4 separate regions of the Homo sapiens genome follow, and regions 2, 3 and 4 are each linked to region 1. Evidence: chromatin contacts called from ENCODE Hi-C or POLR2A ChIA-PET data. All regions are on one chromosome and are shown on one strand. The core of a region is the stretch at or near the end of the contact, and the rest is flanking DNA. Distances in the headings are between cores, read along the strand shown.

Region 1 (3,649 bases), core at 418-2,917:
GGGGGGGTGACATGCAGAAGTCCCTTATGTACTTCCTGAACAAAAATCCCACTTAAAAAGACCTGCAATCTGTAGCAAACTCCTAAACTGCTCCCCAGATAAAATAAAATCCAGATGCACCTGAGTTACCAGGCGCTGCACCTAAATTTTGCCAAAATGCCTTTTCTATAGAACATACTTGACACGCAGAAACGAGTGTTAATTATCTTTCAAATGACAAAATAAAAACCATCTTTTCGATTTCTTTGAATGCCCAGAAATAAACAACTTGTTTATTTTTCACTTAAGAACAAAGTTTAATTTTAAAACTACTGTCAATAAAGAGCCGAGCCAATTATCTAACTCAACACTCATTCATTGTCTCCATCTGTACAGGATCCACATGACTTTTAGGCCAGTCTTCTTACTACTACATTTCATCTAAATAGAAGCAGTGGTACTCCCTTCCTGCCAGCCCCCAGTTACTTAGCGAAAAGGAGAGTGGAACGTGTTGCACAGAAATCACACGCAAACATCCTACCTGACCGTGACACTGGGGCGAAAAAGCACAGATGCTACATTTTCATGCTAACTGTATGGGTCCACTCTCTCCTGATTCCAGTACAGTCAACCTGACACTCCTCAAGTTTCATATTCTCGCCCAAAAGGAGGCTGTCACCCTACGCCCTTGACAAGAAGTCTCGGGCAAAAAGTTCCCTTATTGCGACGGTTCCAGAACTCGCTTGCTTAGGAGACGGCCAAGGAAGCAGGGAGTTGGGAGCGCATGCGACCCCATGTGACTCGGGTCACCCAGCCAGGGTAGCGAGGTTCGGCCCACATCGCCCGAGCAGGGGATGGGGGTGAAGCGGCTAGGGCTGCTATTGGTGTTCCTGCCTCATCCGCAGCGGGGAGGACAGGAGAGGTCTGCCCACACCCCGAGGCAGCACCCAGCTCGCCCCACTTCCCTCTCGCAGGGGGAGAGACCAGGACGCGGTGGGGGGTGGGGGAATGGCCGTGACGCCCACCGGGGAGACAAGCGGGAGAGCAGGGCGACCCCGAGCATCCTCTCGCCCTGGGGCGCGAGGGCACCCCGGGCGGGCAGGGCCAGTTGCCGGGGCGCGCCCCCTTCCCGCCAGCCCGCCCGCCGGGCCCGTTCCTTCGCCAGCGACACAGCGGACCAGGGCGGTGCCCCGCCCCGCACCCGCCGCCGCCCCAGCCCCCCTGCCCTTAACCCCCGGCCCCCATTCCCGGCCCGGCACCTTTGATCACGTTGCTGTAGATGGTGGGGCGGAACTCCTCGCGCGCGCGCTGGTCGAAGTCCTGCCCGTGGATGATCCGCATCTGCTTCAGGAAGGTGGACTTGCCGCTCTCGCCCGCGCCCAGCAGCAGGATCTTCACCAGCCGCTTCACATAGGTCTTTTCCCGAGACAGGCATTTGTCGATCTCCTTGGACTTGCGTTGCTGCTCGGCCTCGCCACTCGTCAGCAGGCAGCCGGGGAAGCACACGGACAGCACGGACCGCGACGGCAGGAAGTCCGCCATCTTGCCGCCGCCGCCGCCGCCTCGGCGGGCCCCTCCGGCTCCCTCCACCTCCTCCTCCGGCGGCGGGCGGCTCCGGCACCGAGGCTCGAGGGCGGGGAGCGCGGCGGCGGCCCGAGCGCGCCCAGGGAGGGAGGGAACCAGCGAACTGACTCGCAGGGCGGGCCGGGCAGGGCGGGCCAGGACAGCGGGGGAGGGAGGGAGGGAAGGAGGGCGGGCCCGGCCCCGGAGGGGCGGTGGCCCCGGAGCGTGCGCGCTCCCGCTGCCTCCCGGAGGCGCGCTCGCACGCCGCGGCCGCTTCTCCGCCTCCCGCCCTGGGCGGCGAGTCACGAGCTCGATGTGTCGCTCGGGTGCCCGCGCCCGCAGCCGCGGCCGGGCGCGCGGGGAGGGCTGAGGAACCGCGGTCACGTGGGCCAGGCTGGGGAGCCCGACTTTCTGTTTCCCTTTCATGGCCTGAGCCCACTTGTGGGCAGAAGGGCTCCTTCCCCAAGGCCGGGAGGCCGGAGACCAGGTCCCGGACGCGGTTCTTTGGGCTCCCACTTAGCCTCCCTTTCTCCCGCGTTGCGCGCCCGCTGCCCGCTGTCACCGCCCACCCGACCCATTTCGAGGCCACGGACTCGAAAGTTATTCGAACAGAACAGCCGGCGTGAGCCTGGCAGGCCTTTGGTGCATTTTCTTTATTTCATTTTATTTTTTCTCTTTTGAGACGGAGTCTCACCCTGTCGCCCAGGCTGGAGTGCATTGGCTCGATCTCGACTCACTGCAACCTCCGCCTCCCAGGTTCAAGCCATCCTTCCGCCTCAGCCTCCCGAGTAGCTGGGAGTACAGGCGTGTGCCATCATACCCGGCTAAATTTTTTGTATTTATTTTTAGATACAGGGGCTCCCCCCTATGTTGCCCAGGCTGGTCTCGAACTCCTGAGCTCAAGCGATCCTCTAGCCTCGGCCTCCCACAGTGCGGGGATTCCAGACAGAGCCACCAGGCCCAGGCCTGGTGTGTTTTCTTAAAGTGACTCCCTTGACCTTCTAGTCTCCGAATCCCAGAACGGTAACCAGACGTCGTCCACCCCCACTTCCAGCTCTTTCTGGCATTTTCAGACCCCTACCAGGGCTCTCTGTGAGGGGAAAGAACTGGAGTTGATGTTCACTTGAGACGTGCTACCAGGGGCATTTAATGGCTCACTCGTGCATTCCACCTGGGCTGTGATGTGACTTCAGGGACGCTTGGCCGCGCCGGAATTAGCGAGTGGCAGCAGGAGGGTGAGGTCATGGTGAAAATCCCCTACACCGGACACTGTGATGTAGGCTCTTCCCAACAAGGAAGCAGATACACAAACACAACGAGGAATGGGAGCACGCAAATTTTAGCTTTCCTGCCAGATTACAGAGGATATGACCCGTCCAGGGACTTTTTTTCTGTCCTAACAGCAGATTCAGGCCAGGACACCTGAAAGGAGGCCAGGAGACAAGCCACAAGTGACAGCTGTGGGTTGGCAGAGAAACTGCTTAACCGGGACCCCCGAGAGCCGACCTCTTCATTCTTAGTATTTAGTTTCAAGTGGAAAAAGCCACTTTGGTCTGTCCCTGTTTTGGGCAATGCAACGTAGCTTTGGGCTCCTGTGGCTCAGAAACTTCGTATGTATAAGGGAGCGGAGGTAAGAGGTCAGCATTCCAAGAAACTCCCGAACAGGTTTAAATTTTAAAATCGGTACTAATCAGTTACTCCCTGGGGTTGGGTTAATGACCGAGAAGCCTCGACTCAGTAGATTGGCTGCAGTAAACAATGCCTGTAGTAGGATTATCTCCTGTGGCTCTGGCAAGCCCAGAGGGTGGACAACCTACAATATACAAGTAGAGTAGGCTCACCTCCAATATCTGTGGATTGATAAGAGTCAGAATCACTGAGCAGTGCTGTCAGGCAAAATATATGGTAAAAGCCTGCCCTGGATGGAGAATTTTTCCATCATCTCATCTAGTGTTTGGGAGGCCCTGTTCTCTAACCATGCAAGGACTCGCCTCTCCCAGGATTGGGGCATAGAACCTGTCCCCGAGCACTGTTTCTGCATTGACCCCAGGTGCTAATCTGAACTCCAACAAAGAGGAGAGAAACTTGTAAGTTAGGTAGTTAACAT
Region 2 (3,649 bases), core at 327-2,826, 1.3 Mb before region 1:
TTTATTGGCCGGGCGCGGTGGCTCACGCCTGTAATCCCAGCACTTTGGGAGGTCGAGGCTGGTGGATCACCTGAGGTCAGGACCTCAGAGATCGGCCTGACCAACATGGTGAAACCCCGTCTCTACTGAAAATACAAAAATTAACCAGGTGTGGTGGGGGGTGCCTGTAATGCCAGCTACTCGGAAGGCTGAGGCAGGATAACTGCTTGTACCAAGGAGGCCGAGGTTGCAGTGAGCGGAGATCGCGCCATTGCATTCCAGCCTGGGGGACGAGGGCGAAACTCCATCTCAAAAAAATTAAAATAAAAATAAAGAGAGAAAATAATAAACCCAGCAAACATTTATGGCAAACTTCCTACGTGTCAGGCACTGTGCTAAATGCTTCATGAGCAGCTCACAAGTATTATCATCTCTGTTTTACGGATCAGGAAATTCAGGTGTGCAGGGAGGTTAAATGCCCAAAGTCACACAGATAAGTGGTAGGGGACTAATTAAATCTGTTCCAAAGCCTGCGCTCTAAAAACCAGAGTAAACTTCCTCCATTTCTGGGGCCACAACTATAAACACTGCATTCCAGCCAAAACACCTCTAAGAAATCTGATTAAAAAGTAGGGGACAGATTTGACCAGTTCAGCACTGTAACTAAAGGCTGAATTCACAGGCTTTTGGCAGGTGATCAAATTTGGTTTCTTCCTTAACTCTCAGGGACAAGAAACAGTCCTGGGTGTCTTCAGGAAGGTATGAGTGTCAATGAAGAATTGTCTTAACGTCGCATATACGTATTGGAACATGCTTCTACTTGAACAGATATTACAATAAGAAAAGGGCAAATTCCAACGGCTCTTTCTCCGGGAAAGTCAAGTTAAAGTATGTTAGGATACAGGAGAAGGCTGGGCAGAGAGGTTAGTTCCCTATTTCCTGAGAACTATGAACAATTTTACCTACCCACTGCCCCTCCCTCGAGCTCTCTTCCTTATCCCCAACCCCCATCTCCGGCGCCCAAATCCCCTGCAGGCACCCAAAAAACATTTCTGGAAAACAAAAAGACAATGAGCTCTTCGTTTAGGCCGATTCTGGGAGTCATCTGGATCTTGTGTCCTTACGAGGACTTGACCCGCTGCCTGTCAGCCCAAAGTGCGCGGCGGCTGGGGACAGCGGGGAGCCCAGGACCGGGGTCGGCCGCCACTCTGCCTGAACAGGACAAACCGGCACCCAGCCCTAGGTTCCCCACCTGGAAGTCCTAGGGGGTGGGGAGGAAGGGGAAAGCAGGAGCCCGCCTCTCTCGCCCGGCAACTCCGCTTCAGCGTCTCCCCGCCAGGCCCAAGCCTATTCTGCTCTCGGGCTGCGGCGCCTCATTGCGGGAGTCGAGGACGCGGGTTAAAAAGGGGGCCCGTGGAGGGTGAGGTGAGCCCAGGATGGCCGCTCCGACGAAGGCCCGGGCCTGGGGAGATGGAATCGGTGGCAGAGCCAGGAGGGACTGGCCCCGGCAGCGTACCAGGCACCCCGCCAGGCAGGTACCTGTTCCTGGAGTTAGCAAGCAGCCCCGACCGTCTTGGCTCCGCCTCCTCAGTTTTACTGCCGCGCCGCCGCCAGACCGGTTGCTGGGAGGGGAGTACGCAACGTGCCATGCGCAGTGGGGCGACCGGGAGGACTGATAGAGCGCTCCGCCCCACCCCGCCCTGCGGGGAAGTCCCGCCCTTTCCGAGTGGCCGCGGCTGCGGCAGGCCCTAGCAGCCGCCGCCGCGCCGAGAGCGGTTCTCAGTTCCCGTTGTCTTTCCCGCCGCGCAGCGCTTCCGCCTACAGCCTCCGCCCCCGCAGCAGGAGGGGGAAGCAGGTGGCTTCAACAATGAAGGACCAGAGAAAGGCAAACTTGGCTGTTCCTGAGAATTGTGTTTTTCTCATTTCATGTGGTAGGACTTCTAATGGAAAACCCGCCTCGCACTTTTCTTGGACGACATCTCAAATGCCCCTCACTTTGGCCTCTCGGGCACCAGACAACAAGCTGCAAAGGGGAAGCCCATCCTTTCTTTGCTCCCCACTATTTGTAAAACAAGGAAAATAGCTCAACTAATGAAAACGATCTTGTCCCCTCAGTATCTTTTTTTTTCCCCCGAAGCCTTCCTCATCCACAGCTGAAGCCGTTTGTGGAAACCTATCAGGTTTGTCCAAGCCAGGTTATGCAGAGCTTGAGAAATGAGGAAGCGATGAACTAAGCCTCACTCCTGTGAGACTAGGTTTTTCAGTGACTTATCCCCCGCGTGCGCAGGAGGGGGTATCCAAAACGCGGATATATACCATCAGGTAATGAACACTCGCTCTTGCCAGCTCTGAGCTTTGACACAGATTTAGACCGTCCTAACTTCCAAGACTGGGGGAGGAGTTTAGCTACATCCAAGTAGGGACTTATAGAAATATGCCCCTGGAAGGCCGGGCGCGGTGGCTCACGCCTGTAATCCCAGCACTTTGGGAGGCCGACGCGGGTGGTTCACTAGGTCAGGAGATCGAGACCATCCTGGTTAATACGGCGAAACCCCGTCTCTACTAAAAGTACAAAAAAATTAGCCGGGCGTGGTGACAGGCGCCCGTAATCCCAGCTACTATGGAGGCTGAGGCAGCAGAATGGCCTGAACCCGGGAGGCGGAGCTTGCAGTGTGCAGAGATCGCGTCACTGCACTTCCAGCCTGGGCGACAGAGCGAGACTCCGTCTCAAAAAAAAAAAAAAAAAAAAAGAAAAAAAGAAATATGCCCCTGAAACTGTGGGACCTGTATGCACATGAGTTCTCATTTGATCTTACATACATCACTTTGATTTTTTTTTTTTTTTTTTTTGAGATGGAGTCTTGCTCTGTTGCCCAGGCTGGAATGCAGTGACGTGATCTGGGCTCACTGCAACCTCTGCCTCCTGGGCTCAAGCAATTCTCCTGACTCAGCCTCCCAAGTCGCTGGGACTACAGGCGCACGCCACAACGCCTGGCTGATTTTTGTATTTTTAGTAGAGACGAGGTTTCACCATATTGGTCAGGCTGGTCTTAAAATCCTGACCTCAGGTGATCCACCAGCCTCGGCCTCCCAAAGTGCTGGGATTACAGGTGTGAGCCATCTGTGCTGGGCCACATCATTTTGATTTTATCGAGTGCTTTGACATTGCTAAGGGCTACCCTCACATGCTCTCATTCTCAAAATAAGATGCCACTCTCAGGAGCAAACTTGGTAAACTCACAAAGCAACAGAGTATAAACAGAGAAGTAAAATTTCTAGCAGTGTTCTACTGAAGGGTCTTTCACATGTGGTCTTTTGGAACCGAGTATTAGAGAGACTGTCTGAAAAGATGCTAAACTTCTTGCAGCCATTACAAATGGGTAGAGAAAACATATTGTCTCAGAACTGTTCTGTTTTAGCAGTCTGTAACAGAAGACACTCCTATGGGTATAACTCTTTTTTTTTTTTTTTTTTTGAGACGGAAGTCTTGCTCTATTGCCCAGGCTGGAGTGCAGTGGTGCAATCTTGGTTCACTGCAACCTCTGCCTCCTGGGTTCAAGCGATTCTCCTGCCTCAGCCTCCTGAGTAGCTAGGATTACAGGTTTGTGCCACCGCACCCGGTTAATTTTTGTATTTTTAGTAGAGACGGGGATTTGCCATATTGGCCAGG
Region 3 (3,649 bases), core at 494-2,993, 1.3 Mb before region 1:
GGTGGATCATTTGAGGTCAGGAGTTCGAGACCAGCTTGGCCAAAATAGTGAAACCCCACCTCTACTAAAAATACAAAAATTAGCCGGGCGTGGTGGCAGGCACCTGTAATCCCAGCTACTCGGGACGCTGAGGCAGGAGAATCGCTTGAACCCGAGAGATGGAGGTTGTAGTGAGCCAAGATTGCGCCACTGCACTCCAGCCTGGGCAACAGGGTGAGACTCTGTCTCAAAAAAATAGATAAATAATAAAATAAAATGTCAGCTCTACCATTTACCAGCAATATGACCTTAGCCTAATTACTTAAAATTCCCTGTTCTCCACATACAAAAAAGGGATACCATTTGCTACTTGCCTCTTAGGGCTGCAGTGGGTATTACGGGAGATATGTACCAAGGGTTTTTTTTTTTTTTTTTTTTTGAGACGGAGTCTGACTCTGTCACCCAGGCTGGAGTGCAGTGGCACGATCTCGGCTCACTGCAAGCTCCGCCTCCCGGGTTCACGCCATTCTTCTGCCTCAGCCTCCCAAGTAGCTGGGACTACAGGCGCTCGCCACCACGCAGGGCTAATTTTTTGTATTTTTAGTAGAGACGGGGTTTCACTGTGTTAGCCAGGATGGTCTCGATCTCCTGACCTCGTGATCCACCCGTCTCGGCCTCCCAAAGTGCTGGGATTACAGACGTGGGCCACCGCGCCCAGCCTCCTTTTCAAATCCTACTCTTAAAACTTTTTTTTCATATAGAAGCAACTAAAAGTTAACACCGGAACAGTCAACTCGATTAACAGCCTGCCAAAAGATCCGATCATTTCAAATTGAATTTCCAATTAGAATATTCACACCATAGAAACACTTCTGAGATAACTCAGCACTATAATGGAGATCCTTCAAGGTTATTTAGGTTACAATCATCCAAGCCATTTTTACCTTGGTTTTCCCTCTTAGAAGTCTCCGCTGCACCTGTCAGTTCTCAAATGCACAAGTCCTTGCCAGACCACCCAGCCTCTATGACTCCTGAAGCAAGCAACACAGGACCAAGGAAAATTCACACAAGCGCTAACAAGTCTGGTTTGATTATTTTCTGCAAGCTCATCCAATAGTTCCTCAGCGACTGAGTCTAGACTTGAGGAAAGAGGACTGAGTGAGGCCATCATTCCTTGTTGTCATTTTAGATTAGGTCTTCCTGACAACGGCCAAAACGAGTATTCTGGAAATCATGCAGACTTTCCTCTGTCTCTTTATATGTGTTGGATACAAACACGTTTCATTTTAGAAACCTCCAGAAGAGACTGGCCACAGAGGTTTTTGCTTCTATTAAACCCCTTTGCCTAGTTTCTCCCCACCCAAGAGAATCAATACATCCTAATGTCATCCTCCGGCACACACTGTACATTTCCTCTAACTCTGCCCTTTTGGCTATCATTTGCTCACAGCTCCGTGGGAAAGTTCCCCCAAACCATTACAATTATCTCAACCGGACCGGGCTACAGGCCAAGCAACTCGGAGTCACCGCTCGGCCTGGCCCGGCCACGCCGACGAGCGCGTCCTGGCCCGCTCCTTACCTGTGGCCGAAGCCGAAACCCGGCCCAGCGCCCTGCGTCCGACACCCCTGCCCGGCCTGCCTCTCGGCCTGGCCGCCGCCTCCGCGATCGCAGCGGTTTTACTGCCCCGGATGCCTCTAGGACGCAGCCAGAACCGTAGCTCAGTCACGCCGCGCCTCTCTTCACGTAGCCTCCGCCGTCCGTTACGTAGAATGCGAGCGGCTCGTCAGCGCCTGCGCGCAGCCTGCGGGGCGGGACGCAACCCCGGGGAAAGCGCGAGACCTCCCTCTCTCCCGCCCGGCTGAGGCGAGGTGGGGCTTTTGGGAAAATTACATAATCCCCGCCCCTGGGCCGGAACTGCCCTCGCCTATCCCAATCCTCCTACCTAGGATTCCGTCAAGTTGACGTCACACGGAACCGGTGCTCCGGAAGCTAAAGGTGGCCATGCTGTGTGGGACCACGTGGCCAGAGGCAAGAGTGTCGCTCTAGTAGTATATGCAACAGTTTAAACTATAGGCATGTTCATGTAAATATGGTTTCTGTCCAACCCGTTTTCTCTTGGGATTTTTGGCTAGCCCCTTGACGCCACTTTTTCTTCATTCGCAGACCCACTTTCTAGATGGGTCATGAACACTGTCCACCCAACTGCAGTTTCCCGTCAGAGTATCTGAGGAGCCTGTGAGGCGTTCTGGAGCTTTAAGGTCAGGCGCCTTCCGGGAGCCGTAGCCCCGGCCCCGCCCTTCTGCCCGCGCGTTCCTCACTGCGCATGTCGCGTTTTTGTTCCCCTCCCCCCTTCAGCAACGGGCCGTGAGGCGGTGGCGGTGGTGGCGGTGGCGGCGGCGGTGGTGGTGGTGGCGGCGGCGGCGGCGAAGGGGGCGGAGAGGAAGGAGCGCGGCGGGACCGGGCCGGGACAGCGCGTACTTTGGGCTCCGGGATTCGCTCCGCGCCCGCGGTTGTAGCAGCTGCCGCTGCAGCCATAGCAGCAGGTTTGTGCGTGGGGTTTCTGGACGCAAGGCCGCCAGTCCTTGGGGGCACTGGAGGCAACTGCTGGGCCTAGCGAGGGCGGAGGAACCGCGGCCTCGCTTAACAAAGAGTCGGCAGAGCCTCGGGGCACCGGCGGCCGGGGTGCCGGGAAGGGGTGGGAGTGGGGGCTGAGGCCTCTAGGGTTCCTTCCTAGCCGCGTCGCCCTCCCACAGCTCCCGCTTCCCTCACAAGTCTTACCGAGGCCCAGTTGGCGGCTTTCCGGAGGCGGCGCCCCCTCGCCTAGGAAAAGGATTTGCAGGGTGCCCGGCTCCAGGGCAGGAATAGCGCGGGGAGAATTCTGACCCAAGGAGGCAGCGCTTGGGAGATGCAGGCCTCCGAATTTGGGGTCCTGAGAGGCAAAAGCTGCCAAATGAGAGGAGTGAAAAGATATAGGCGATGATCTTTGTGCAGCGTTGAGTAGGTCGATTATTAGCATCACTGTAGTCACACAAACTTTTTTGCGGCCTACTTGAGAGCGTATCTGATGTGAATAAATAATTTACATGGAATTGCAAACATATGCATCAAAAACAGGAGAAGCTGTCGAGAGTTTTGGGGAATTACATTCTCATCACTGAGAATTTCCCTCTTGCCCCCACTCCTATAGGCAGTTATCCAATTTCTTGTGGCTTCCCTGTGTTTTCTTTTTGTCAATGATGTTTCTATGTCTGTCCTCTCTCGTATACACACCCAGGACTTCCTCAAGCGCAGGGACTATGTCTTAAGGCGCTTTGCAGAGCCAAGCTCATTTCTGGCACATAAGAGGTGAGCAATGAGTGTTTCGTACAAAAATTAATGTTTATATTTTGACAGCTGGGAAAAGAAAATATATCTTCCTGTACCTGGAAGAAGCATTGTGTAGCCTAATGTGCAATTCGTTCATTCAAGGGGTATTTTTATTGGTGCCTATTCTCTAGCGCCGTTCTAGGTGATAGGGATAGGTGTTAGACCCCTGCCTTTGGGGAACTTAACTTTCTAGTAGCGGGAGGAGAGGCAAACAGATACATATATTATACTGAATGTTAGAAGATGATCAGTATCTTAGGGAAAAGAAAGCTGGAAAGGGGGTTGGGGAGGTGGTGGTGTTGG
Region 4 (3,649 bases), core at 714-3,213, 1.2 Mb after region 1:
CATTCTGTTCTTGTCTTTCCTATGACTTTACTCAGGATTCCATTATCAGCAACTTCACCCTCCAGCTCTCTCCATCCTCCTATGAAAGCCTCAGGGACATAGAAATAAGCTTGTCTTTGTAAAATGTGCCAGGATCTCCGTCTTAGATAAAAGACGACTATGAGAAAAGAAATTATTTCATTCCACTATGTTCCATTTGATTTCTGCTTTCAAGCAATAAACCACCATGGCTTGAGATGCTTCTAGTGTTTCATGGAGAATTGGGACTATTTCCCCAACATGCCCTGCTCTTCATTCCTCTTTGCTTCTTCCCTTTTTGACTCCTTGGACCCGAGGGGCGACCATGAGTGGCGAAATTTCTGACCAGCTAGAATACCAGGCAGGTGCAGGCTCTTGAAGCACCAAGACTGGCTCAAGAGATTGTAAATGGATCAGTCAAGTGCATGCACCACTGACGGCCAGTCAGGAGAGCTTCCATTTGTTAAAAATATAAAGGACATTCCTATCATCAAGCATCACAATTAGGCAATCTCAAAGAAAACAATATTAGCTCTACTTGGCCTATGTTACATGCTCTAAGAAAGTATTTTAGAAAAGTTTTTTTTTTCAACATAAATTTATTGAAGGATCAAACGTGTTCTCTTTCTTGGTCTCTTTAGCTCGTAAAGTCGTTTTGGGGATTTCGTGAATCTGGCAAATAAAACAAAACACCAATGAAACGCTGAGAAATGATTATTTCCCTTATGTATTTTAGCGGCCTCCAGGCAGACCTGATAAATATTCAGCGAGTGATTAGCTGGTGCATCCCCACCTGCGTCCTTTGCATAGCCATGCCCGCTACTCTTTCACAGGCAGTTTTACTTGGTAAGTTACAAACGTACTGGCTGCACTCTGCACCTGACAGTATTGCAGTAATTAGCTTGGGATGCAAAATGATTTCTAAATTAAGGTCCTGGACTTGTAAAATCAAGAAAGCCTGATAATCAACATCGTCGCTCTGGTGGCCATTGAATAACGGGATAAATACCTAAGACAAGTCCTTTAACCATCCCACGTGGTGATAAATGCCCGACGTACAAATTAAAAGTCTCTACCACACGCAGGTGAAATAAGGTATAGGTCAAGAAGAGAAGGTAGGGGAAAGGGTCAATGCTTAATTATTTAAAAATCGCTCTCTTCCTCCTGTAGGAAGGTCTAGGGGCTAGGTCTTTTAGTGCACACGTGATGAAAGTGACATTTTGGCCAGGTGAAACCTCAAGCTGGTACAGGCAGCTAAAACACGGGCGTCGTGCCCTGGAGACACCGGGGGTCCTGAGGATGGGGAAGGGGCTCCCTGCTGCGGGTGCTGAGGGGTTAGGAGGTGAGCACCGGGCGGGAGGCTCCGGGGCAGGGGCTGCGCGTGGAGCCCACTCCCGGACGCGGGCTCCTCTCGGCCCGGCACGGGTGGCGCAGGACTCCGAGCCCGTCGACAAGAGAGAGAGCGGGAGTGGGAGAAGGAAGACCGGGAGAGGAGGAGGCCGGGCGGCAAGAGCGGAAGAAGAGGAGGAGAACTGAGGCGGAGGAGGGCGAGAGGGAGGAGAGCCGGGCGCAGGAAGGGGAGGAAAGAAAAAGGCGGCGGAGGAGCGCGGACCCGCCACTCCCGGCCTCCTCCCCCGCATCCCCACTCGGGCCGGCCCTCCCCCGGCCGCCGCCGCCGCCGCCGCCGCCGCCGCCGCCGCCGCCGCCGCCTCCCCTTGCCCAGTGTTCCCAGCACCGCAAGGCACTCGCTGCCTCCTCCGCACTCGGTCCGGTCCGCTCAGCGCCGCCGCCGCCGCACCCTCGCCGCACCCCCGCGCGCGCCCGGCCCGCGCGCCCCCGCCGCTCGTCCTCGCGGCCTCGCGCTCGGGGCATGCGCGGTGGGCGGTGCCGCTCCGGGCCGCCTCTGCCGCCGCGAGTAGGAAGCGCGAGCGCCGGGCACCGGGCTGTCAGTGAGCCTGGGGCCAGCGGGCGAGCCAGCGGCTCCGGCTCCCGCTCCCGCTCCGCGCAGCACCAGCCCGACTCTCCCCGGCCCCCGCCGCGCCCCCTCGCCGCGACCTCGGCCACCGGCCCGCGCCCCGCGCCCGGGGTCGCCCCGAGCCCGCACCTCTCCCCCGCCGCCCCCGCCCACCCGGCCCTCCGCGGCCGCAGCTCCCCGGCGGAGGCAAGAGGTGGTTGGGGGGGACCATGGCTGACGTTTTCCCGGGCAACGACTCCACGGCGTCTCAGGACGTGGCCAACCGCTTCGCCCGCAAAGGGGCGCTGAGGCAGAAGAACGTGCACGAGGTGAAGGACCACAAATTCATCGCGCGCTTCTTCAAGCAGCCCACCTTCTGCAGCCACTGCACCGACTTCATCTGGTAGGTGCCGGGCCGGGCACTCCTGCCCCGCTCCTCCCCGCCTCCGGGTCCCGGCACCCGGCGCTCCGGCGCGTCCGCCCCGGGGCTGGCTCACTCCGATAACTTGGAACCGGCGGGAGTCCGAACTCTTCGCCCGGAGTGACACGCGCGCCCGGCCCTGACACCGGCGGGCAGGACTCCCGGGACGTCGCCGTCCCGCCACACACACCCCCTGGCGCGAGAGGGAGGCTGGCCCCGTACGGTGGCGAAGGGGATCCCTCTCCGGGCCGGGCCCCTCACCTCCCCGGGCGCGCCCACCCGCACGCACCCAGCGGAGCGGCCGCTTGCCGGGGTGTGAGCCCAGGGGACAGGGGAGGAGGAGAGGCCCTAAGGGGGCAAAGGTTCCCGGAGAAACGCGCCCCGGAGTAACGGGGGAGCGGCGGCGATTGCACTGCGCGCGGTCCAAGTTGCTGGCGAGCCAGGCTGGGCGCGTTCGGGGTGGGGGGGTTGTGTTTGTGCTTCCCATCGGGCTGGACTGCGCTGGCATCTTGGGCCCCTGCCTACTGTAGGCTGCATCTACTGGGCACGGAGAGACTGACTTTTCTGAGTGAGCAGAGAGAGAGAGAGCAAACTGTTGAAAGCTTGCAGTGGGGGAGGGGGAGTTCTAGCAGGCAAATGGCACAAGGGCAGAGGGACTCATTTAAAATAGACCCTGTCGGCCAGGCGCGGTGGCTCACGCCTGTAATCCCAGCACTTTGGGAGGCCGAGGCAGGCGGATCACCTAAGGTCAGTAGTTCGAGACCAGCCTGGCAAACATGGTGAAACCCCGTCTACTAAAAATACAAAATTAGCCGGGCGTGGTGGCACACGCCTGTAATCCCAGCTACTCGGGAGGCTGAGACGGGAGACTCGCTTGAACCCGGGAGGCGGAGGCTGCAGTGAGCCGAGATCGGGCCACTGCACTCCAGCCTGGGTGAGACAGAGCGAGATTCCGTCTCAAAAAAAATGAAACAGACCCTGTCAACTCGAGATTAGACCTGTAACCCTGTTGATGAGGGCAGAGGCCTTATTTAAGAAAAATAATATAAGGGCCAGAGGTCAGAGATCAGGTAATCGCCAATGAATTCAGGCATTCTTAACTCGGAGGGTCCCTGGGGGCTTATGGAGAATCGATACATAGAAGGGCTTCAGGGGTCTCTGAACCCTGTAAAACTGAGGGAAATTGTGTTTGTGAATCTTTTTCCTGGTGAGAGAATTACAGCTTTCATCTGATCCTCAAAAGGTGTGTGACCCTT

Evidence for each region. A loop is a pair of places that touch in the nucleus more often than their neighbours do. ChIA-PET counts read pairs that join two places held with the same protein, here RNA polymerase II (POLR2A). Pooled maps may share reads with other maps.
Region 2: a map of B cell shows a loop between it and region 1 (9-fold over the local background). The contact joins the promoter of STRADA here to the promoter of GNA13 in region 1. A Hi-C loop is called at or near these places in 1 of 168 maps with a recorded cell type or tissue (B cell), 1 of 37 single-sample maps with no recorded cell type and 1 of 50 pooled maps. POLR2A ChIA-PET finds 5 or more read pairs at or near these places in 2 of 52 experiments (CD8-positive, alpha-beta memory T cell and MCF 10A).
Region 3: a map of naive thymus-derived CD4-positive, alpha-beta T cell shows a loop between it and region 1 (25-fold over the local background). The contact joins the promoter of CCDC47 here to the promoter of GNA13 in region 1. A Hi-C loop is called at or near these places in 1 of 168 maps with a recorded cell type or tissue (naive thymus-derived CD4-positive, alpha-beta T cell) and 7 of 50 pooled maps. POLR2A ChIA-PET finds 5 or more read pairs at or near these places in 1 of 52 experiments (Caco-2).
Region 4: a map of ascending aorta shows a loop between it and region 1 (8-fold over the local background). The contact joins the promoter of PRKCA here to the promoter of GNA13 in region 1. A Hi-C loop is called at or near these places in 2 of 168 maps with a recorded cell type or tissue (ascending aorta and naive thymus-derived CD4-positive, alpha-beta T cell) and 10 of 50 pooled maps. POLR2A ChIA-PET finds 5 or more read pairs at or near these places in 1 of 52 experiments (PC-3).

What each region holds. Positions count from the first base shown.
Region 1 is chr17:65,055,073-65,058,721 of GRCh38, forward strand. GNA13 (G protein subunit alpha 13) reads right to left here and starts at 1,668. Exons shown (of 4, transcript NM_006572.6): 1 at 1,239-1,668. The coding sequence starts at 1,521. RefSeq lists silencers at 906-1,165, 1,446-1,955.
Region 2 is chr17:63,740,223-63,743,871 of GRCh38, forward strand. It overlaps STRADA (STE20 related adaptor alpha), which reads right to left and starts at 1,577. Exons shown (of 13, transcript NM_001003787.4): 1 at 1,519-1,577. RefSeq lists an enhancer at 1-202 and silencers at 68-236, 1,740-1,859.
Region 3 is chr17:63,771,854-63,775,502 of GRCh38, forward strand. CCDC47 (coiled-coil domain containing 47) reads right to left here and starts at 1,744. Exons shown (of 13, transcript NM_020198.3): 1 at 1,559-1,744. DDX42 (DEAD-box helicase 42) reads left to right here and starts at 2,317. Exons shown (of 18, transcript NM_203499.3): 1 at 2,317-2,523. RefSeq lists enhancers at 1,619-2,203, 1,916-2,225 and a silencer at 2,356-2,645.
Region 4 is chr17:66,300,650-66,304,298 of GRCh38, forward strand. It overlaps PRKCA (protein kinase C alpha), which reads left to right and starts at 1,964. Exons shown (of 17, transcript NM_002737.3): 1 at 1,964-2,375. The coding sequence starts at 2,203. RefSeq lists an enhancer at 2,758-3,259.